2 separate regions of the Homo sapiens genome follow, and region 1 is linked to region 2. A link is a loop called in an ENCODE intact Hi-C map of the cell type or tissue named here. Cell type or tissue: psoas muscle. All regions are shown on one strand. Links, peaks and the distances in the headings refer to the core of each region. The heading gives the core; the rest is flanking DNA.

Region 1 (17,113 bases), core at 622-8,621, 57 kb after region 2:
TACTGAATGATAAACATGTATTTTCTCGTGGGGCGGGGCAGGGGCTCCCACGTGAGAAGGCTGTAACAGACAGACAGCAGCCACGATGAAACACGCTGAAAAGAGCCAGCAGAAAAAAACGAGGAGAGACTGGTATGACGGAGTGGAATTCCGGTTGTGGATGACAGAATGGAAATTTTACGCAAGATGAAAGAGTTAAGACAAATTACTCTAAAAATATCTGACTTAGTTGTTTCTAAACCCTGGGGCACCCTTAGGAAAAAATAAAAATAAAAAAACAAGTGCCTGGGCCTCATCACTTGGTTGAAAAAGGTCTGCTGCCAGATCTTGACATTGATATTTTTCTAAGTTTCCAAAGTCATTTTAATGTGTAGACAAGAAGTTCTGTTTCTCATTTGTAGGAAGAATTTGGTTCCCCATCACCTCAGAAAAGTAATTATGTATCACAGACCGTTAACAGTTTTCCCAATAACCAACTATGCATTCACCCTCTAAGAATTTATCTAAATTAATCTTGGGGCCAGGTGGGGGGGCTCACACCTGTAATCCCAGCACTTTGGGAGGCCGAGGAGGGCGGAGTTCAAGACCAGCCTAGGCAACGTGGTGAAACCCCATCTCTACTAAAAAAAACATACAAAAATTAGCCCGGCGTGGGGTTGCGCGCCTGCAGTCACGGCTACTCTACTCAGGAGGCTGAGGCAGGAGAATCGCTTGAACCCGGGAGGCGGAGGTTGCAGTGAGCCGAGGTGGCGCCACTGCACTCCAGCCTCTGATGGAGTGAGACTGTCACAATCAATCATTCAATCAATCAATATTGAACCTACTTAAAGTTATTCAACCTCTGTTATCCTTTGCTTCAAAGGAGTTTTATAAGGCTTATAATTCCCTTTTTATGGACTTTGATGATACTCTCTTTCAGTCTTCCAAATGCACCAGTATTTCTTTTAGGACTATTTTAATATTTTTTCTTCTATTCCTATATTTCTTGAGGCTCATTAGTCAAAATTATAATTAAACACATAACTCTGTAAACAGCGCTGTTCTAAGTATATAAATTTATTTAATCCACAGAACAACTTTATGAGGCAGTTACAGTTATTACCCACATTTTATAAATAAGGAACCTGAAGTACAGCAAGTGAAGCATCTTGACCAAGGTCATGCACCTACCTAATGGCCAGGCCAAAACTTGAATCCAAGCACCCTGGTGCTCAATGAGTAAACGTACTGCCTCTGTTGTAGAAAGCCTGGTTTTAGGAACACACAGGGAAATGCCCATTTAAAGAATGATATTGAGTCTACTTTTGACACCGTCTTATTATGTTCAGGCTGCTATAACAAAGTATCTTAGACTGGGTAATTTATAAACAATAAAAATTTATTGTTCACAGTTCTGCAAGCCGGGAAGTCCAAGCAAGGTGCCAGCAGATTTGGAATATGGTGAGGTTCCATTCCTCATGGATGGTGCCTTCTGTGTATCATCACAGGATAGAAGGGGAAATAGATTACCTGAAGCGTCTTTTATAAGGGCACGACAGGAGTCCTCATAACCTAATCACCTCCCAATGGCCCCACCTCTTAATCCTGTTGCATTGGAGTTTAGGCTTCAACACATTAACTTTGGGGGACACAAACATGTAGGCCACAGCAGACACCTATCCTAGATTCAGATTTTGGGCAGGATTGAGAAACTTGACCATTAAACTTGGAGCCTAGAACCGATTTGACTGCTTTTACTGCAGATCTAGGGTTAAGCTGGAAGTCCATGGGCTCACCCCCTCCTTCTGGGGTATACTCCTTCCATACAGGAACTGCAATTCAGCAGGGATCATTTCACCTTTTAATTTATTTAATCTAATGCTATACCAGGCACTGTGGTAGGCACAGGAGATACCAAGATGAAAGACGTATTCTAGAGCCTTATGGAGCCAGCTCATTCTGGAGACCAAGTCAGCAGCCACCAGATTTATTTTGACAAGACTAGAGAGATAGGCTTTTAGAACTAGAAAGGATCTCAGAAGTTGCCAGTTCATGACAAAGTTTTCTCTGACAAATTCTGAAGTTAAAAAATATGGACAATGTATTAAGTTTTCATAAAAATAAATTTATTCAATTTAAAGGACTGTCCTTTTCCTGAGATTATGCTTTGTTCTTTTGTTTTGTTTTAATGTTAAAAGTACCCTCTCAGGCCGGGCATGATGGCTCACACCTATAATCCCAGCACTTTGGGAGGCCAAGTGGGAGGATAACTTGAGGCCAGGAGTTCAAGACCATCCAGGGCAACAGTGAGGGCCCCCGCCCCATCTCTATTAAAAAAAGAAAATAGAAGTTTTCTCATATGAAATGATAATAGGTTATACTTGTTGGGAATTTTATTTTAGTAAGCTTAAAGTCTTATGTTGGAACTCAAAATTTTTTTACGCTTCACTGATTTAATCTAATCAAGCCAATTACACAGAAGGGAACTAAAATTCTAAAAGGATACAGGTTCATCTTCAATTCTTCAATGTCATATGACTAATTGCTTTTTGTGGGGGGCTGTGGTTGGGCAGGGCTGTTTTTTGTTTTTGGCTTTGTTTTGGTTTGAGGCAGGATCTTACTTTGTCACACAAGCTGGGGTACAGTGACACGATCATAGCTCACTGCAGCCTCACCTCCTGAGCTCAAGCAATCCTCCCACCTCAGCTTTCCAAGTAGCTGGGTCTGCAGGCACACACCACAGTGTTCGGCTAACATACACATATATTCTACTACTACATTCTAATAAATAAATGTATATATAGAAATGAAGTCTCACTATGCTGTCCAGGCTGGTCTTGAACTCCTGGCCTCAAGTTATCCTCCCGCCTCGGCCTCCCAAAATGCTGGGATTATAGGTGTAAGCCACCATGGCTAGCTGCTAATATGTTTTAGAAGGACTAAAACCCTGGTTCCCTGACTCCTAGTCCTATCCTCTTTCTACTGCATACCTATTGAATAGCTTGCTTTATGCACTGGGATATAAATTTTTAAAATTTAAATTTTTTTTTGAGACAGAGTCTTGCTCTGTTGCCAGGCTGGAGTGCAATGACGCAATCTCAGCTTGCAACCTCCACCTCCTGGGTTCAAGCAATTCTCCTGCCTCAGCCTCCCAAGTAGCTGGGACTACAGGCGTGCGCCACCATGCCCAGCTAATTTTTGTATTTTTGGTAGAGACGGGGTTACACCATGTGGGCCAGGATGGTCTCTATCTCTTGACCTCGTGGTGGGCTCACCTCAGCCTCCCAAAGTGCTGGGATTACAGGCATGAGCCATCGCACCCGGACAATAACAACAAATTGTAAAAGAAATTAAGGTGAAGGCCGGACAAAAAACATTAGAACAGGTTCTAATAGTCCACCTATATTCTTAGCCAGGAGGAAAAAGATTCTGCCTGCCTAATTAATCACGTTAACTAAATAGCTTACTTTCCTTCTGAGCTGAAAGCAAAGAATGGAGCCTGAAGGAATGTAGCTACAATTTATAGTTAAATTTTGATTGAGCTATAACTTAGGAAAGATCAGTTTAACTTAGTTGGGCGAACCTACATCTGATGCAGATGTTTGTAGCTCTCTACAGCTGGTTCACTGACTTTCAGCCTGAGGAATATTTCTGAGAAACAGCAGAGAGAGGGTGGTCCTTCATAGGGGTTACAAGAGAATCACCTTTATTCATGTAACCTGTGGAGGGTGCGCTAGACTTAATTCCAGAAGGCCCAGCTCAGACGCAAATTTCACTTGAAGGATTAAAACACCTTTCAAATCTGTATTTTCTAGACATTGTACATGCAAAACTCTGCCTTTTAAATATTTAAGACAAACTACCGTCTTTAAGAGGTAGGCAGGCAGATAGTATTTCTGTTCAACTCCTTGTATTATTTCCACTGAAGTAGTTAAGCAGTTCTCTATTGTATAAGACCCTTTAGATAAGCACACATTTTGAAGTCAGTGTAGAAGGGCCTACTGACTTTAACAACAACAAAAAAAAAGAGAGTAAGAAAAATGTGCCCACTCCCAAGTCATTAACAGAGCTGAAAAGAATATGCTAACAAAAAAAAGACACTGTAGTCTGAATCCTGTACTGTAAGGAAGGTCATGTCACCCACAGCATCAGGAGAGAGACACAAAGCCTTGAACTCAGGCCCAAGCATGCTGGGCTGGCTCAACACGCCCACCCATTCATCATCAGGCACGAAGACTGGGAGGAGAAATTCAGTACTAAATCACAGAGCTCCAGTGTCAGCACATCACAGAAAGCAATCTATTAGATTTAATTAGATATACGAGTCTCCAATGGCTCCCCATTTCTTTCTAAGTAAAAGCGAAAGTTCTTACAAAAGCCAACAGGGCCATACATGATCTCCCTCCCCTGCACCACACACCTCCATCCCCAACACACACACACACACACACACACACACACACACACACACACACACACACATACACAGACTGTCTGTTGCCCCTTTGACCTTGTCTTCTACACTCCTGCCCAGCTCACTCACCCGGCCTCCTGGCTGCTGCAAGATCTTGGCATTTCTCCCCAGATATCTTTGTGACTCATTCCATCAGATCATTCAAGTCTTTGCTGAGATGTTACCTTCTGGATAAGGCCTACTCTATCAGTCAGGGTCCCAGCAAGAAACAGATGGTACAATCAAACTAGGAAACATTGAAGAGTTTAATAAAAGACTATAAACAGAGGTATGGGCAGGGATTAAAAAGATCACAAGGGAGACGCAGTAACATTGGGGCCCCCAAATCACGCCTAAGCTGAAAGCAGAAAGGAGAGAGTGTAGTTACAAAACACAAAGAAGCTGTGTTTGGGGCATTTGGTCACGTAACACAGCCAGTCCACAGTGATGCTACAGGGAGGGGGTTCAGGGAATTACTATCTTCACTTCCCTCATTCTCCTCTCTCTTGATCTCCTGAAGCAAGGGAAGCCTGTGCTGCAGTTATAGGTCGGCCTCCTGCAGCACTGTGAAGGGGCAAAAAGAGAATATCTGACACACTTACCTTGGTCACCTATAATAGAGATTGCTGTGTAACACACCACCCCAGAACTTAGTGGCTTACAATCACAAACAATTATTCATTCTCAGGATCCTGTGGTTTCCTAGGCAATTCATATTTAGGCTGGTTTTGCTGGTCCCTCCTGGATCTCTTTACATGTCTGCAGTCAGCTTAAAGCTTGGCTGGTCTAGGATGGCCTCATTCACATGCTTGGTAGTTTGCTCAAGGTCAGCTTGGGCAATAAGAATGATGTAGCCATGTATCTCTAATAACTACAACCACTTTTCTTAATAACAAGACAATATCAGATCCTTACTAATATTGACATACATTATTTCAATGTAATCCCCATGCTAAAAATAATCCAAATTTTTATGTGACTCAGTAATGTTCCCAGCACCAAGGGATAGAATATGTTTGATCTAAGCCAGCAATTTCTTTCTGAAATGGACCAGAGAGTAAATTTGCCTCAAGTCTCTTTTTGTTCTTCCTGATATGTTTTTAATTATTGGAGGTGCTGAGAGGATTCAATAAAGCAAAGGATATATAAAAACTTCAATATATCTTCATATACACACACACATACATACATTTTCTTTATCCAATCATCTTTTGACAAACAGGTTGTTTCCATATCTTGACTACTGTGAATAATGCTGCAGTGAACAAAAGTGCAGATATCTCTTTGGGATGCCAGGTTCATTTCCTTTGGAGGTATACTCAAAAGTGGGATTGCAGTATCAGATATAGTTCTATTTTTTAGTATTTTGAGAAACCTCCACACGGTTTTCTATCATGGCTCTGCCAATTTACATTTCCACCAACAGCATGTAAGTGTTCCCTTTTCTCCACATCCTTAACACTTGTTACCTTTTCTAACAGGTTTGAGGTTATATCTTATTGTAGTTTTAAATTTGTATGATGATTACTGATGTTGAGCATTTTTTCCTATATCTATTGGCCATTTGTATGTCTTCTTTGGAGAAATGTCTATCAGGTCCTTAGTCCATTTTTTAATAAGGTTATTTGGTTTTTTTGCTATTAAGCTGAATTCTTTGTATTTTCTATATTAACCCTTTATCACATAAATAGTTGGCAAATATTTCTCTCATTCTGTAAGTTGTCTCTTAATTCTGTTGTTTCCTTTGCTGTGCAAAAGCTTTTTGGTTTGATGCAATCCCACCTGTCTATTTTTGCTTTCGTTGCCTGTGCTTTTGGGGTCATATTCAAAAAATCATTGCTCAGAACAAGGTCAAGAAGCTTTCTTCCTATCTTTGCTTCTAGTAATTTTACAGTTTTAGATCTTATGTTTGAATATTTAATCTGTTTTAGTTGACTTTATCACATGGGGTGAGGTAAGGGTCCAATTTCATTCTCCTACATGTGAATATCCAGTTTTCCCAACACCATCTAATAAAGAGTCGATCCTTGTGTGTTATTGTTTAAGATCAGTTGACCATAGATACATAGATTTATTCGTGGGCTCTCTGCTCTGTTCCATTGGCCTATCTGTATATTTTTATGCCAGTACCATACTGTTTTGATTAGTGTAGCATTGTCATGTACTTTGAAATCAAGAAGTATGATACCTCCAGCTTTGTTCTTCTTGTTCAAGATTGCTTTGGCTATTCAGGGCCTTTTGTGGTTTGTTATAAATTTTATGTTGTTTTTTTCTATTTCTTAAATAGTATTATCAAAATTTTTTAGGGATTGTATTGAATCTGTAGATCATGTTGTGTGGTATGAACATTGTAATGGTATTCTTCCAATCCATGAACAGAGGATGTCTTTCCATTTATCTGTGTCTTCTTTAATAAATGGATTTTGATGTTTGAAAATTTCCTTTCCACTTGCATTGAAATCCAAAAATGCTATTGGAACTTTAGTTTGATTTTGGAAAATATATCTCCTGCAAATGTTTGTGGGAATGGAGCTCTTGCTTCTTTTTAAAACTTTGACAGCACAGGAACTATATTAAGCAGGTTGACATTACTTGTGATTGAAACAGCATTAGTTTTTGTTAAAATGACTTTACCATAATGTGAGTTTTGGACATATGCTCTGTTTGCCTTGTAATTTTATATTGAGAAACATGATGAAGTCTGCCACACAAGCTAATTTTCAAAGCCACTCATGTTCAATAACAGTAATTGAGGGAGGTTCTTCTCATTCCAGAAGTCTCAGGCCTGAGTTTTAAAAATTGCAACAAAACTTTACCGCTGCTAAGCCATAAAACTGCTGTGTGATAGGGCAAATCGGGATATTCAGCTTCTATTTTTGACAAAAGTTTGCAGAATTGATCATTAAGTCCACCAGAGTAAATGAAGTTCACCATTGGAACTTCTGGGTCAGAAACACACAATAGATTCAAACACTTTCTGCAAATTACCTGCTGATGAACAGCATAGTAAGTAACAATGGGCTTTAAGTCTCTCACATTTTCACAAGCTTTATTAATTTGTCCAACTAAGCTTTTTCTTCTCCATACACATTTTTATCACCATAAGTTATAAGGCATCTTAACAGATTCTACTTCAGGTTTTATTAATGTTTTCCCAACATCTTTGAAAATATATTTGCCCATAGTTGTTCTACGCAGACGATTCATAGAGGCTAATTCTTCAGTGACTTTAAACTCAGCGTTGACTCCTTGAATAAGCAACTGAGCACTATTGGTAATACCTGTCAACTCATCAAGAGCCAAGGAAAACCACTCAAAATCATCTACCTTGTTTTGTACATGACTATTGATGTTGCTCCCAGTGTCTTCAACTCTTCAAACAACAGATCTCACTGAAAGGTTAATCGTCTGAAACAAGTTTATTTTCTTGGGAAAAAATTTTTTCAGCTGCTGTGATCAAACATGATTTAATTAACTCATCATCAGTAAACAGCTTTCTTTGCTTGGCCAACAAAGAAGCCACTCAGAAAATTACTTTGGTTTCAACTCTTTTGTTATTTTTGTGAAGAAATTCTGCTGTGATGACGTTTTCCATTGTAAATTTTCACATTTTCTGACCATTGTCTCCCTGTGAGTTGGGAATATTGTGATGAATCTGGGAATATTGATGTATATTATCTTTTAGTACAGGTATAGTATCACTGCACAATAAACACATACTTTGTCATCCAATTTGATAACAAAATAATCCACAATCCACTGTGCCTTAAAAGCATGACACAAAAAGTTCACTTTTCTCTTCTTTTCTTGTTTTGACATGATGGCTATGCTCTGGTATATATTTTTATGTAAAAACTATTCTTAGCTTGAAAACATTCTAAAATTAGGTGATCATCCAGTTTTGACCCACAGACTATAGTTTGCCTACCCCTAACCTAAGCCAACCATGGCTCTCTTCTTCCCCTTTGCCAGATACTTTCCCAGACTTCCTTACAGCAAGTCATGGCCATGTGGTTCAGGGCTGGCCTATGAGACTTAGAGAACTAGATTTATAGAAGAAAAACTTTTTTAACCAGAAAAAGAGGGTCTTACAAGGAAGAAGTCAATTGCCCTTGACTGTGGCTCTTGCATTTTTGCAGAATATGTACCACAGAAGTAATTTGTTCTCTTGCTGCTTCCATAGGTATAGTTCTGCCCCAACTCTACCCCATCTCACCCTGGATTCTGAGACAACCTCTTATCCCAGGAACTTATTAAGTAGGTATTGGGGGGAAATTTTGAAGGAATCTATTCAATCAGGCTTCTTAAATTTCAGTCCTTATAACCATGGGGCAGAAGAAAAGCACAGCTATCATTTATTCAACAAATATTACTGAGTAAATAGTATCAGCTCAACGCCATGCTAAACACTGATTATACAGAGCAAAGTCAAATAAAATCATCATCGTCCTCCAGACATTCAAAGAACACATGGCCTACTTTCTCCAACTTAGCAGGCAAAGCTGACCAGTATCTTTTGATGCAACTTCATGAGAGTTGTTCCAAAGTGGCACCACAGCCTGGACTTCAAAGATGTGCTCTCAGCAAGGGTTGCTAGGGGTCTTAAAAAATTCTCTTCTGCTTACATTCTCTGTCAAGAATTAGGCCTTTGGAACATCTTTATAATATCCAGGCCTAATTGTCCAGTGGTGCGCTGACAGATGTTTAATTAGCAGCTCTTGGTGGAAAGAGATAGGGGAGAAGCTGATGTGTAGTGTTTGCCAACTTCCATGGTATAAATACAGTACTCCCACATGGTCAATTTCCATATGGAGTTGGGAAGAGGTGTACACTTACACATAATTGTATAATATTTCCACCATAGAGACAATAGCATAAATAACCTCAATAGCATAAATAATAATAAAATGTAGAAAAATAATTCAGAAGTAATAAGCTTAGAACATCTAATATATTTATTTCTAATACTAATATAAGATATTTAATTGTAAGTTGATATAATTTGCTTTTTAATAAGGACTGTGTTTAACAAGTAGTTTGCAAAGTTCCTGAAATTTAACAATTGGCTCTTGTGACAAACTGACTGCAACATACCACTACAGATAGACCCAGTGCCTCGCTTCTTATCCAAACTGGTAGCATAAGGTCTTGATTTAGCCTTTTTACCTTAAAGAACAATTGACAAATTTTCAACTAATTAAGAGTAAAGAGGAATGTAGAAAAACTTTTACAACTTGATAATTAAAAAACAATCTAATTAAAGAATTTTATTAATTAGGAGTCGGGCATGGTGGCTCACGCCTGTAATCCAAGCACTTGGAGAGGCCCAGGTGGGCAGATCGCTTGAGCTCAGGGGTTCAAGACCAGCCTCGGCAACATGGTGAGACACCACGTGTGGCACGCACGTGTAGTCCCAGCTACCTGGGAGGCTGAGGTGGGAGGACTGCTTGAGCCTGGGAGGCAGAGGTTGCAATGAGCCGAGATCACGCCATCACGCCACTGCACTCCAGCCTAGGTGACAGAGTGAGACCCTGTCTCAAAAAAATAATAATAATTAATTAAGTATAATTAAATAAAAATGTATAGATATTTCTTCAAAGTAGATATACAAGTAGCTAGTAAATAAATGAAAAGATGCTCAATATCATAACCCCCAGGAGAATGCAAATCAAAGCCACAGTTAGATACCACTACCAGGATAGTTATAATAAAAAAGACAATAAATGATGCCGATGCAGAGAAATTAGAACCCTTACACATTGTCGATGGAAATGTAAAAATGGTGCACTGTTATGGAAAAACAGTTCAACAGTTCCTCAAAGTGTTAAGCATAGAGTTCCGTATGACCTAGCAATTCCAATCCTATGTATATATCCTAGAGAAATTAAAACATAAACCCACATAAAAGCTTGTATTAAAATGTTCATAGCAGCATTATTTGTAATAGTCAAAAAATAGAAAAAACCAAGGGTAAAAACAAACAAGAGTAACTAGGCCTCCTCTTCCATTTCTGTCTATACTGGCCAAAATCTTCCCCAAAATACAATTTATCCCCCTACCATTCTGGAGTGGTTTTCAGACATTCATTGCCACTGCATACTCCAAGCAATGGGAATAAAATCTGAGTATCTTTACTGCTGGTACTGCTAAAAATGTCCATTGGCTTCCAAAATGAATACAAATTGATGCCTAATTATCAGTTTACTTCAATAAGTTATGTATTAGAAACTATTAGTTTATTTAAATAAAAGCAACTTGTAAATAGATTTAAATCCATGGAACTGAAGTTTGGTGAGTCCTGTTGGTGACCTAGATTGTTTAACCAGCTAAACAATAATATTTTAAGTAACATAAGTTTTTCCTGTGGTTCTTTGGTTATTTTTAAAAATAATTTATTTTTGGCCGGGCGCAGTGGCTCACGCCTGTAATCCTAACACTTTGAGAGGCCAAGGTGGGTGGATCACCCAAGGTCAGGATTTCAAGACCAGCCCGGCCAATGTGGCGAGACCCTGTCTCTACTAAAAATACAAAAATTAGCTGGGCGTGGTGGCGGGCACCTGTTGTCCCAGCTACTCTGGAGTCTGAGGCAGGAGAATGGCGTGAGCCCGGGAGGCAGAGCTTGCAGTGAGCCTAGATTGCGCCACTGCACTCCAGCCTGGGCGACAGAGTGAGACTCCATCTCAAAAATAATAATAATAATAATAATTTATTTTTAAGTTATAACTTATTGATTTCATTTGTTTAACTTAAATATGTGTTGCAGAAAGGCCATAGGGCTTGATATTTATCAATAAAGATGCTCAATAGTCAAACCAGCTCCCATAGCTTTGAAAAATTAATTTTCAATGGAAAACTTTATAAAAATTATACCATACTTCTCACTTCTTCTACAGAGTATGCCAATTATAATTCAACCTTCTGAATGACATTGCAATGCACTTGTAGTTGAATTTTAAAAACTGCAATATGCCAGCAGGACCTTTGGAACAGTCTTCTATAAAGTTTGCAGGAGTTTTACTGATTCATTTTTCCTTATTTGTTGCCTTCACACAAAAGTAGAGTATGGTTCCCTATCCCATGTACACACTATGGAGTTATGTTGTCTTTATAAGCTACAGTCAGTGGTGTGCTGGTAAACAGGCTCTCCAGGGAGGAAAAAAAAAAAAAAACTACAACGGTTGCTGATTTCTGTGGTGTAAATATTCCTATTACGGCCAAATTCAAACTATGAACCTGATGTCCCTGAATATGGAATTTGAAAGAGGTGTACACAATTAGCTCTCAGGAGCCTGTACAAGCCAGCGGCAGCACTCCATAGTGACAGCTATGATTTAGGTGTCTGTGTATGTCAGATTAGTTTTGAGAGAGTCGGCACATCACATCTTCAAAGGTGACTGTATTAGGGAGCAATACAGGAAACTTTTTGCCCTTTTTTTGCCTGCCAGGAGCATAATCATTTGCCCCAGCATCTGTTAAACAGTAACTCATTTTCTCTTTTCTCTCTGCATTCTTTCTTCTTTTTAATCTCTCCTCTTTTATTACATGTTACCATACTAATCTATCTTGTGAGAGAATGATGCCTCCCTTGCAAGGACGGCCAATAGGTGGAAACTGAACAGTCACCATATACACACAGATATTCTGCTCTCCTGTAGTGCACATTTGAATCTGGCTGCTCAAATCCTCCTGCATTCCACTTAGAGAAAGCTTGTTCTGGGCTGAAGCCATTCTTCAAGCTTAAGGATTTTAGAAGACTGGTATGAGATAACAGGATTGTCCACACAATAATTGGAGAAGTGAAATTTGTTTTCACTAATACTAAGGCATATTCCAGTCTCAAGAGCTTTTTCCTCTTTATTTTAAGGCTTCCAGTTCTTGAAATTTGCCACCGAGAGTTCAATATATAGATGTTTGTATCTATGTAATTTTATCTACGGTGCACATTTCAATATAAGACTAAGAGTTCTAATTGGCCTGACATATTTATAAGGTTGTATGTATCCATGACACAATCCGTCATTTATATTATATTATATCCATGATATAATAATTTCATTGTCTTATTACAGAAGATCAGAAATGTAATAAAATATAAGACTAAAAATATGTCTTTCTAAGGAGAGAATGTTCTGTAGACAATCAGAGTCTCTTATACAGTTAGTATTTACTAGCTGGGATTTAAAATTTTTACATAATAAGGATTGCTATTTTTTAATATCAAGTTAATAGAGTTGTTAGAGGTACAACTCAGTTAATGCCCAAAGACAATCCAAAAATCATTCAGTTCTTCAGAGTGCCTATTGTGGGCAGAGTGGTTAAGATCTTAGACTTTGGAATCATAGAAATAGGGATACAAATTTCAGACGTTAACCAACTCTGTGACCTTGGGCAAATTAACTCTCTAAGCTTCCGGTTCCTTATTATAAAATACAGATGATATGGTTTGGCGCTGTGTCCCCTGGCCACCCCACCCCAAAGCTCATCTCAAATGGTCATCCTCACGTGTCTGTCAAGGGAGGGACTTGGTGGGAAGTGATTGGATTATGAGGGTGGTGGTTTCCCCCATGCTGTTCTCGCGATAATGAATGCATTCTCACAAGATCTGGTGATTTAAAAGTGTGACACTCCCTCCCTTTCTCTATTCTCTCTCCTGCTGCTATGTAAGATGTGCCTTGCTTCCCCTTCACCTTCTACTATGATTGTAAATTTCCTGAGGCCTCCCCAGCCATGCAGAACTGTATCAATCAAACTTCTTTTGTTTATAATTACCCAGTTTCAGGTGGTATCTTTATAACAGTGTGAGAACAGACTAATTCAAGAGATACTAATGATATTTACCTCACTAGGCTTAAATGAGGATTTATTGATCATTAGGATTGATTTTTAGGATTAAATGAGATTATTCATATAAAGCCCTTAACCAGTATCTAAATTTAATCTACCCATTCATTACTTCAACAAATAAATACTTACTGTGCACCAGGCCTTGGGCCCCTAATAAGAGTTCAGTAACTATAGATATTATTGTTGTTAATGCTAAGTTCTTACTATGTAGAAAGTGCTCTAATAAACACCATGGGTTAAAAAGATGCATAATAAACCCATGCTGCCATCATAGGGCTTGCAAAATTTTAAATGACTTTTAATTTTATTTTCTAATACTTTTTCAGTTCTCACAATTCCTCAATGATTAACCATTTCATTTGCAAATATCTCAGAATCTGGGCTTCATGAGTATATGACCTATGTAGTCATGTAGGAACCCACACTAAGAAAGTTCCTGTGCTTGCTTCAATGCTCTGCTGTTGCTTTCTTGACATTTTCAGTAATGCTTACATGGGCGCCCTGTATTATCTTTTTCTTTTTCTTTTTTTTTGAGATGAAGTCTTGCTCTGTCACCCAGGCTGGAGTGCAGTGGCACAATCTTGGATCACTGCAACCTCTGCCTCCTGGGTTCAAGCGATTCTCATGCCTCAGCCTCCTGAGTAGCTGGGATTACAGGGTGCTTACCACCATGCCCAGCTAATTTGTGTATTTTCAATAGAGACAGGTTTCCCCATGTTGGCCAGGCTGGTCTTGAACTCCTGATCTCAAGTGATCTGCCCGCCTCGGCCTCCCAAACTGCTGGGATTACAAGCATGAGCCACAGCACTGTGCCATGTTTTCTTTTTTCACTGGCCTTACAATTTATGAAGCAACACATATCCAATCTTGACGAGGATAAGTTTCTGGGCCCAAGAATCCTGAATTATTTTAGAATAACCAAGTTTTCACCAAGTGCTTCTCAGGCTTCTGGTTTTTTGCTATTTTGGTTTGTGCTGCTTTGAAAATAAGGAACAGAATCCCTTCAAACTAGCTCAATTAAAGGAAGGGCTAGTGTAAGGAATTAGTGACAAAATAAATCTAAGGAGGGCCTCTCTCCAGTGCCGATCCTCCCCTTGCACAACCCTGAGAATGAGCACCCCCTTAAATTTTTTTCACCCTAGGACCTCACTTGCCTTACTCCAAAGACCAGCTATGGTCCTTGGTGAAGCACAAGGCCCCCAAGAAGGAAGAAACCAGGGAATTAAATATCCAAGAGCAGGGAAATAAATATTCTTTCTCTTCCATCCTCCGGTCTCCAAACAGGACTTCCTATGGAAGTCACAGGGCAAGGAATCACCTTTGATGCAGTCCTTTGAAAATGTCAGCCCAGAGATGGGTGGGGAGGCTAACCGTGAACCTAGAGGAGAAAACGGGGAGCGTGCCACACAGCCTGGGAACAGGATGGGCAATAAAGTTTGTCTGGTGTGATCACCACTCCTTATGCTATGCATTTTGTTTCCGTCCAGAATGTTGTTACTTTTGAGCTTTGCTACTTCATTCCTATTATTTGTTTTAAAGGTTTCTACAGATAAGTCAGGATTCAATCTCCTGACAAGGCTAATACAAGCTGTAGGCCAGTTCATATGTGGAAGGTGACCTCCTCAGAGACAGCCATTTACCTGGCTCCTGACAGATTCAATTACGACTAATGGATCTATTCAGTGGCCATCATGCCCTGTAATCATACCATTTAGGATTTGTACAATCTTTATAGCCTATCCTAATTTCTCTTCTTTTCCTCCCCCTGTAATTTTTTGATGTAGATGTTGCCTGATATCAGAACATAAAAAATGGAAATAGGAAAACAATAGTTAGCTGTTTGTAACTGCTTCTAACCACAAGGAGTATTTTATTGCACAGTATAATAATGCTAGTAAATAAAGCAACTTGCTTATATTAATAAACATTTATAAAATGTTTCCACTTGATTCACATTTCCATCTGAATGGGTTAAGAGGATGTCCTTCACTTTGCTTCTCTTTTTGTATCTAGTTGTTAAAATGGAGTCATTAAAGATCATATAATTCTGGGGTCATTTTCCCCCTTATGATTAAACGTTAAAAGTATTCAGCAATGAACTCTCAAATAGAGGAAAACAAAGGGAAATTTGTCATTACAATTTCACACTTCACTCTTAAAAATACAAAAATGAGATGCAAACAAAACCAAATTTCTTCTCTGCCGTATGAAATGTGGAAATGTATTTATTTACAGGAAACTACAATTAAATTGTATTTCATTCAGAAATTATTAGAGATAATAGATCTTCTTTCAGCAAATGTAAAAGAATACTTCTATTTCCCTGTCCAAACACGCTTAAACCTTTTCTAGTGGCATCTATAATCAACTAAAAAAAAAATTATGATTCAACTCCACTTCTGTTATCTACACCAGAATGATCTTTTTGATGGTATGCAAAGAAGAAAGAATCCCGTCTTCATTAGGGAGGTTTTTTTTCATATCTGGTTTTTATTTTTGTTGATGTTGCTGTTGTTTTTAATTTCTTAATTCTTTGGAAATCCAAGGTTTTCCACGCATAATCTCACCACAGACTGACCATGAAGCAGTATTATTCCTGTCACAATAGTGACCATGTCAGAAAGGTCTTCAGGTGTCAACTGTAAAGCACCTAAAAGATACTTGGAATTTCTGCAGTGGTTTCCTGGGTAATTCCTCTCTGTCCTCGCAGGGATGTTCCTGAACCCCAGGCTAATATTGCAGCATTAGAAAGAAAGATTCCTTTGTCAGGGATGTGATCAAAAAGTGGGATTAATTTTGGATGAGGTTAAAACAAAGGAGATCTGCCATTTATTGGGTACTTTTTCTTTTACAATTTAAATTCCCAATTATAAAATTATATGGCACAAACTTGTCCTCTTCCTTCTGGGTTAATGCATTTGTAGACTTTGCTTTAGCTTTAAGACTGCCAACAAGATTTATAAGTCCATTTCAATCTCAAATAAACGAGTGGATTATTTTTAGTTTTTTCCTAAAGTATATAGCCTTTGATTACTTATCAGAGTATTTTGAGTAGTGAAAATTTTAATTTTTAATTGATCAAGATGATAATATGAGACAAGCTATAACACGTGCATTTCACATGAGGATGATTTTAGTGACTTTATAAGATAGACAAAGAAAGAGAAACTAATTAGTGGTAGATTCGAAATTCGACTTAAATGTAATTATTAGTAGCTTCAGAGAACAATGGAGGAAACTGTGAAATTTGCCAAAATACAAAGTGACTTCAAATTTAAATCAATCGCTTTTTTCCTAATGAAAAGATGCAAAAGTAGTTTTTGTGGGTTTTTTTGTTTGTTTGTTTTTGCCAACTAGAATATTTCATATTTCAGGAATATCAAAGACATAGTCAAAAAATAATTTATGGATTTATTTACACATACATGTTTACAATTTCATATTGTCTAATATTGTAGAATGTTCCCCAATTGATGTGCTTTTCCCACTCATATACATTAAACAATTTTAATCAAACTCTTCGCAGACACCTCCAACATCAGTATTGTTGCCACCACTGGAACCACATTTTAAACCATCACCATAATTTTCTAGAAAACACCCTCTTCTCTTCCATCTAAATTGCCTAAGGTTAAGTATATAATAAATCCGTATAGAAGCTCTAATTGGAAACTTCATTCCAAATCATAAGTACCTATCTGAGTAAGAGTAAGACAGTTTTTGTTTGTTTGTTTGTTTTGAGATAGGGTCTCACTCTCACCCAGGCTTGAGTGCAGGGGAGTGATTTCGACTCACTGCAACCTCTGCCTCCTGGGCTCAATTGATCCTCCTGCCTCA
Region 2 (8,000 bases), core at 1-8,000:
GCACGATCTCGGCTCACTGCAACCTCCATCTCCTGGGTTCAACTGATTCTCCTGCCTCAACCTCCCAAGTAGCTGGGATTACAGGCATGTGCCACCACATCTGGCTAATTTTGTATTTTTAGTAGAGACAAGGTTTCACCATGTTGGTCAGGCTGGTCTCAAACTCCTGACCTTAGGTGACCCGCCTGCCTCAGCCTCCCAAAGTGCTGGGATTACAAGTGTGAGCCACTGTGCCCAGCCAAAAAGTAATTATTGTTTAATTATGCTTGTTAACATTTATTGAGCATTACCATAAGCTAAGCACTTTTCTAAGTTCTTGCATTATGTCACTTACTTCAGAACATAGTTGATTAGAAATCAATGTTAACTTTATTTTTGGGTTAGAACACTACTTGGACTTAATTAGGTATCATTTGTGGCATTTATGTGAGATGTTACTGAGTGTATTTTTTTATGGCATTTAAGGTTTTCCAAGTGACAAAAGGTTTGGCCACTTAGTAGACCTGCACAGTCCAATATAGTAACAGCCACATGTGGCTACTGAGCACTAGTAATATGGTTAGTCCAAATTCAGATGTCCTGTAAGTACAAAATACATGCTAGATTTAAAAGACTTTGGGACACAAAAAAAAGAATATTAAATACCATGTATAATTTTTTATATTGATTACATGTTGAAATAATATTTTTGATATATTGGGCTACATAAAATATATTATTAAAGTTAATGTAATCTATTTCTGGTTTTTTAATGTGGCTACTGGAAAATTCTGAATTACATATGTGGCTTGCATTTGTGGCTAAGATTATATTTCTATTTCACAGCACTGCTGTAGACACTCAAATAGTTTAGTGCCTAAATGGATTCTTTGGGGAGTATTGAGGTTTCTCTTGCAGCTGAAGCATTTTTCACAATCTACAGTGGTATGTTTTCTCTTCCATATGGATCCTCTTAGGACCATTCAGTATAACTCATGGATGAATCTTTCATGACATATGTCACATGTGTATAGTTTCTCTCCTGTGTGGATCCTCTGGTGAACACAGAGGTCCCAACACTTCATGAAGCCTTCTCCATAAAGATTCTCTCTCCTGTGTGTGTTCTCCAATGGATGTCAAATCAAGATTTGGCTTGCTCACATGCTACACATTGGTACTGTGTCAATTCTATGGTACTTTGGCCCACAAAATGGCCAGTGAATCTCACTGTAACTCAGTGAAAATTAAAATGGAAATCTTTTTGTAAACTAGAATGAAGTGTAATTGCCTCAAGAAAGTCTGACTGCATGGCATCTCCTTGAGGACCTCCTTGGGTAACCAAGGTATTGCCTTGTCTTCTTCCTTTGGAACTGTTCACATTCTTCTGAGAAACTTCTCTATTGACACTGAATTTCTAGACTCCTCTTATGCCAGAGCTTAGGAAAAAGATACCTCAACATCCAAACTTTTAAAATAAACTCCTTCTTTGCAATTCTTCACACCATTTACTTTTTCAGAATCAGAACTTTTTGTAACTGAGAACTCTGGACTATAAGGACTGGTGTCTCCCACTATATCCTCCAGTTCTTCACAACTCTTCACAACACCTTCCTTTACAAAGACCTGGAGATCCCTCAACATAACTGCTCTATCACCAATTTATCAAGAACCTATACCTAGGTATAAATGTCTCGACTAAGTCACAGGGTAGAGTTCACACAGCCTCCTCTGAAGGTCTATGGGATCTGACTCCTCCAAATATATGAATTTTGTAAGCTAACTTACCAGGTCTCAGGGATGCAGTCCTGCAGCTCTGACCCAGGCCTGTGCCTAGATGTTAAATGATACCATGAAATATACAATCTCATCATCACTAATTGGGTGAGCCATTCTGAGAATCCAGTATCTGACTAAAGCCTATCATAGGGAGTCTACTTTGGTCTGTCCTGGAGAAAGAGTCACTACATGTTTAGAAGCATTCTTATCTTCTAGCCTTCAATGTCTATACAACTGAAAATCAGCTTTCAAGTCGTATTTAAGCTATTTATATACCACTGAAGAAAGGCCAGGCTTCACCTAGTAACCTCGTAAGACTGCACTCTGAGCCTAATGATTAGTTGAAATGACCAGTGTTGATGAATTTCTGACTGAATTTCTTCCAAAAAATACAAATTCATTAAATAATCCTTTTTTGCATGTGAAACTATATTGGTTTTCCTTAATTATTTATTTGTCATATGACTAGAGTTCTAGAGATAACAGATAACAGATCTATGGTTTTTATGGTGTCCTACCTTTTTATGAAAGCAGTGGAATCCAAGAGAAAAGAATAGACATCACATTTACTTTTAATTCCAAGGGATTCACAAAACCACCAATGCTGATAAATGAACTCCAATTTTTTAAACTTTAAGTTAGGTCTCACTTACTCTTATCTGTGGATCCAGATTTTATTGTGTAGATAACGGAGTCAATGCTGTATTTTCAGCAAGAGTGTAGCATGAGTAGATTATAATTTTTGAAAGATGATGGCATCAATCAAGTTACACATAGCGCCATTCAAATGGTTATACATTTGCCTTAAATTTAATTGAAACTATCCCCCTCAACCCACTTGAAATAGATATTATTTATATTAATAAATATTATGTTTAATAAATATTATGATTTACATATTTCAAATGGGTTGAGAGGGATACTTTCAGGTTAATATTTATTTAAACCCCTACTTCAATTTGAATTAACTAGGGAATCTTAGGCAAGTCACTTAATGCCTAGGGGTCTCAACATCCTCGTCTTCATAATCAAAAATCATAATAAGCCCATCTCTTACGTTGTTTTAAAAAATAAAGAATAGTATGTCAGTAAATTACATGCTTTTTCAAAAAGCTGGGATAATTCAAAACTTATACTATAACATAAAGATAATAATGTTCTTCCCTCTTTCAGATGACGCTGTGTAAGCACAGGCATCAGAGTTAATGAACGCTGAGGCCTGGAATTTGCCTAAAACTAACTACAAACTCATCCTAACTCCTAAAAATCTCTAGTATTTTCCATCTCTTAGCTCAAAATCTGCTTTTCTTGTTTTCAAGTCTTTGTTATTCTGGATCTGAGATCTACTCCTGCAAAATGAAAATTATTGTTGAATTCTGTATGATTTCATAAAGAGGTTACAGTAATTTGAATCATGCTAAAACTCAAAATAGTGAATTAGAAGAAAACATAACCACTGGAGAAGCAAAAGTCAAAGAAAATTTCACTGCACTTACATCTTCAAATTGAAAAAGCTTCCAAGTACTAAGCAAGATTTCTGAAATAAAATAATTGCTGACATTTCTCAAAGGATAAAAAAAATCCTATAACCTCTTAAATTTTATAAAACAAAAAAATTCATAAAATAAAAACAACTAGGCTTGCATCATTTCTAATTTGGCATCAGCATTCTTGTCTACAAACAACAAAACTGAATGAAGCAATGCATGTGGAGTTATAAGAGAAAGGCTTATAAAACTCAGTAAGTCCAAACACCTCCCCCAAAAAAGTGAGTAAAATACCAGAAAAGAAATATTTTCACACATAAAACTCTGAAAATTTTTCTTAAAGAGGTTCTCCAGTTAAATTAGAATGCATGATTGCACAGCCTTGTAACTATACTGAAAACACTGAATTACATACTTTGAAAGAGTGATTTTATAATATTTGAATTATATCCCAATAAGCTGTTATTTTTTTTTTTAAAGATAAAACAATTGAAGAGGCCAGGCATAGTGGCTCGTGCCTGTAACCCCAGCTACTCTGGTGGCTGGAAGCCAGAAGATCACTTGAGGTCAGGAGTTTGAGACCAGCCTGAGCAATATAGAGAGATCCCGTTTCAAAAAAAAAAAAAACCTTAAAAAATAAGCCAAGCATGATGGCACACACTTGTAGTCCTAGCTACTCAGGAGGCTGAGGCAGGAGGATCACTTGAGCCCAGGAGTTTGAGATTACAGTGAGCTATGATCTCACCACAGCACTCAAACCTGGATGACAGAAAGACATGTCTCAGGGAAGGAAAAGAGAAGGAAAAGAGGAGGGGAAGGGAGGGGAGGGGAGGCGGAAGGAAGGAAGGAAGGAAGGATTGACTGAAGAAATAAAAAGCATGTAGACTACAAGTAACTTTGGTATGCATGAATATCAGAACATACAATTATTTTTCAAATGTGACTATAAAGATTAAAGCAATTGCTTTGAAAGAATTTATGGAGAAAAAATGTAAAAAATAACAAAAAGAAAAATCTGTAACTAAAATTCCAGATAGTTTCAGCAAAGTTGGTAGGGAAAGTTTTTAGCAGAGTGAAAACAAAGTTAAGAGAGAGTCTAAGATAAAATGTTTACAGCATACATGCCCACAAAACAAGAAAAGCAACAAAATAAAGCAGATCATAAAATAGCAAACTGAGCAGAGAATAGAGATACACAAATCACAGAAGAATAAGATTCATAATACTCAGTGTTAAAGAGTAGGTGGGGGAAGTAAGCACTTTCATGTTGATATGTTGGTTCAGCCTTTGTGCAGAGCAAATTGACAGTATCTATGAAAATTTTATACCCCTTTTCCCATAAATTCTGCTTCTATGACCCCATCCTATAGACATACCCTTATCTATACTCAAAAGAAGATATTCCTATAATCCCAGCACTTTGGGAGGCCCAAGGTGGGCGAATCGCTTGGGCCCAGGAATTTGAGACCATACTGGGCAAAACCCCATCTCTACAAAAAATACAAAAACTGGCCAAGTGTGGTGGCATGAGCCTGTAGTCCCAGCTACTTGGGGGACCGAGGTGGGAGGATCACTTGAGCCCAGGAGGTTGGGGCTGCAGTGAGCCATGATCACGCCACTGCACTCCAGCCTGGGTGACAAAGTGAGATCACCTCAAAAAAGAAAAAAAAAAGACAATATTATACTGTATGTGTTATCTTTTAAAGAGGAAGAGAAAAAAACACATGTCTGTCATTAGGAAAATGACTAAAATGTGACTCCTCTTAAACAGAATACTCTACAGCTGTTAATAAGGTTGCAAACAGATTTATGCATGTGACATGGAAAAATTACCATCACATACTATGTGGAAAAATGCAAGTTTAAAAACAAAATACATTTGAACGGAATATTCAATTCTAAAACACTTGGCATATGTGCATATAAATGTTTTTTATAGGTCTAGGAATGGGATTTCAATGTCACTGGGGTTAGTTGGTTCCTAATTCCATGTACCTGGATCTGACTTCAGATTACCCTGGTTTTCTCTATATCCTAGCAGAAACCAAGACCAAGATTTGAAGGAACCTTTAAGACTCCCTATTAGCCCTGAGTCCTTCCAGTCCTGCCATTTCCTACTTTTCACCAGGGCTCAATAACAAAAGTGAATTTTAAGAAAAGAAAAAAAAGATGACAAAAAGTAGTTTCACCACTGACTTCCATTACCTACAATTTCCACTGTTTGCACAACTTTTATTTTGTATTAGTTAAAAAATATTTATAATCTCAAAGTGCGAAAAAGACTTTTTTTGTTTGTTTGTTTGTTTTTTGAGATAGGGTCTTGCTCTGTCACCCAGGCTGGAGCACAGTGGTGCAATCATAGCTCACTATAGCTCACTGCAGCCTCGACCTCTTGAGCTCAAGTGATGCTCGAACCTAAGCCTCCCAAGTATCTGGAGCTATAGGTGTGCATCACCATACCTGGCTAATTTTTTATTTTTTTTAAAGACAGAGTCTCACTATGTTGCCTAGGCTGGTCTCAAACTCCTGGCTTCAAGCAATCCTTCTGCCTTGACCTCTCAAAATGCTAGGATTACAGGCATGAGCCACTGTGCCTGGCCCAGTGAGGAAGGACTTCCTGAACACAAATGAAAAATTCATGTCCTTTTTAGGGACATGGATGAAACTGGAAATCATCATTCTCAGTAAACTATCGCAAGGACAAAAAACCAAACACCGCATGTTCTCACTCATAGATGGGAATTGAACAATGAGATCACATGGACACAGGAAGGGGAACATCACAATCTGGGGACTGTTGTGGGATGGAGGGAGTGGGGAGGGATAGCATTAGGAGATATACCTAATGCTAAAAGAGGAGTTAATGGGTGCAGCACACCAGCATGGCACATGTGTACATATGTAACTAACCTGCACATTGTGCACATGTACCCTAAAACTTAAAGTATAATAATAATAAAAAAAAGAAAAATTAAACGTGATCTCCTGGATAGACAGTATGAGGAGAAATTGAAATAAACAATGAAATAACCACGGTGTCTTCTGCTTAGGACCTGTATTCAGTCACAGTTTAGCACAGACACAAAAACATGTCATTTAATTTGAAAAAGCAGATTTCTGAGGAACATTTTTAGGGACTGGAATTAGACTTTAGATAAGCAGACTCTATGAGTTTGAGGTACACAGGTACCCGGAAGAGTTAATTAACAAATCAAGGTAAAGACTTTAATCAGGGCAAAAAAGAGCTGATTAGATATTATGCCTAACTTATTCATAGTATAATGTGTTCAGGGGATATCAACAAAAAAAGGCATATCCAGCTGCCTACTAGACATTTCCACTTCAGCATCTGAATTGTGCCTCATATTCAACACATCCAAAATTGAACCCATGCTCTCCCCCGACACACCTGGTCTTCTAATGTTCCCTATCTAAATGTAGAGAAAGCCAGAAATCAAGGAGTCACCTTTGACATATCCCTTTCAGTCATCTACATATTCAGTACACCACGAATGCTTCATCCCTTAAATATCTCACAAATCCCTCTACTTCCCCCATCTCTAGTGCAAGCAACCATCACCTCTCACTCGACTACAGCAACAGCCACCTAATCTCTGTGTATCCCATCTAGGTGCCTACCCCAAACCCAATACTTTCCATTTTAATCTTCATACTGCATTCCAAATGGCCTTTTGTGGAATCACTAACACCCGCTAGATAAAACACTTCAGTACATTCCTTCTCCACCCAGGATAAAGACCCAAATCATCAAGATTGTCAATCATGCGCTGCACTGTCTGAATCCCACCTACCTTTCCAGCTTCATTTCATACCACTCTCCCCTCACTCTTAGCATTCTTTCAGGCCATCTTAACAGCCAATCTCCTTCCCACAGCAGGAACTTGGCACATACTATTTCCTGTAACTGGAAAGTTTTACCAACTCCTGTTTGCCTAGACAACTTTTATTTACTCCTTCGTCTCATCTTAGGTGTCACTTCCTCAGGAAAGCCTGCTTTTACCACCATGACTAAGTCAAATCGTCATCTTAAAGGCATTCCCAACACAGTATACTTTGAATGAGTTTCTATAACTAGGCAATTATGGCAATCTCTCCATTGAAACCAAAAGCATCATGAGTGCAATAACTACGTCTGCATTCCTCACCACGGTATCACAGCACCTAGCACAGAAATACAAGAGATAATAAATATACTCAGGAGAGCATTAGGGAAAAGAGTTAATGCATGCTGGGCTTAATACCTAGGTGATGGGTTGATAGCTGCAGCAAACCACCACGGCACATGTTTACCTATGTAACACACCTGCACATCTTGCACATGTATCCCAGAACTTTAAAAAAATAAAATAATAAATAAATATACTCAATAAATATGTTTAATTGGCCAGGTATAGTGGCTCACACCTGTAATCCCAGGACTTTGGGAGGCTGAGGCGGGAAGATCACCTGAGGTTGGGAGTTCGAGACCAGCCTGACCAACATGGAGAAACCCCGTCTCTACTAAAAATACAAAATTAGCTGGGGGTGGTGGCACATGTCTGTAGTCCCGGCAACTTGGGAGGCTGAGGCAGGAGAATCGCTTGAACCCGGGAGGGAGAGGTTGTGGTGAGCCAAGATCACACCAATGCACTCCAGCCTGGGCAACAAGAACGAAACTCTGTGTCAAAAAAATACATATAAATATATGTTTAATTAATAGATGGATGGATGGATACAGCTCAGGTACTATCTTGCTTG

Evidence for each region. A loop is a pair of places that touch in the nucleus more often than their neighbours do. Peaks named below come from ENCODE experiments on the same cell type or tissue, not always from the same donor. Only the 100,000 strongest peaks of a DNase experiment are listed, where the experiment ranks them.
Region 1: it touches region 2 in a loop (2.9-fold over the local background); 7 of 110 quality-filtered maps call a loop at or near these places.

Annotation. Positions count from the first base shown.
Region 1 is chr9:20,666,470-20,683,582 of GRCh38, reverse strand. FOCAD-AS1 (FOCAD antisense RNA 1) reads left to right here. Exons shown (of 2, transcript NR_121601.1): 2 at 42-281. It also overlaps a transcript of FOCAD not described here. Among named protein-coding and RNA genes, the nearest start is that of FOCAD, 9.2 kb to the left of the region's middle. In psoas muscle, for the core only: no CTCF peak of the experiment used is centred there; a DNase peak (open chromatin) is centred at 4,512; H3K27ac peaks cover 61 bases.
Region 2 is chr9:20,731,562-20,739,561 of GRCh38, reverse strand. All of the region lies in intron 4 of FOCAD (focadhesin), which reads right to left. Among named protein-coding and RNA genes, the nearest start is that of MIR491, 19 kb to the right of the region's middle. In psoas muscle, for the core only: no CTCF peak of the experiment used is centred there; no DNase peak of the experiment used is centred there.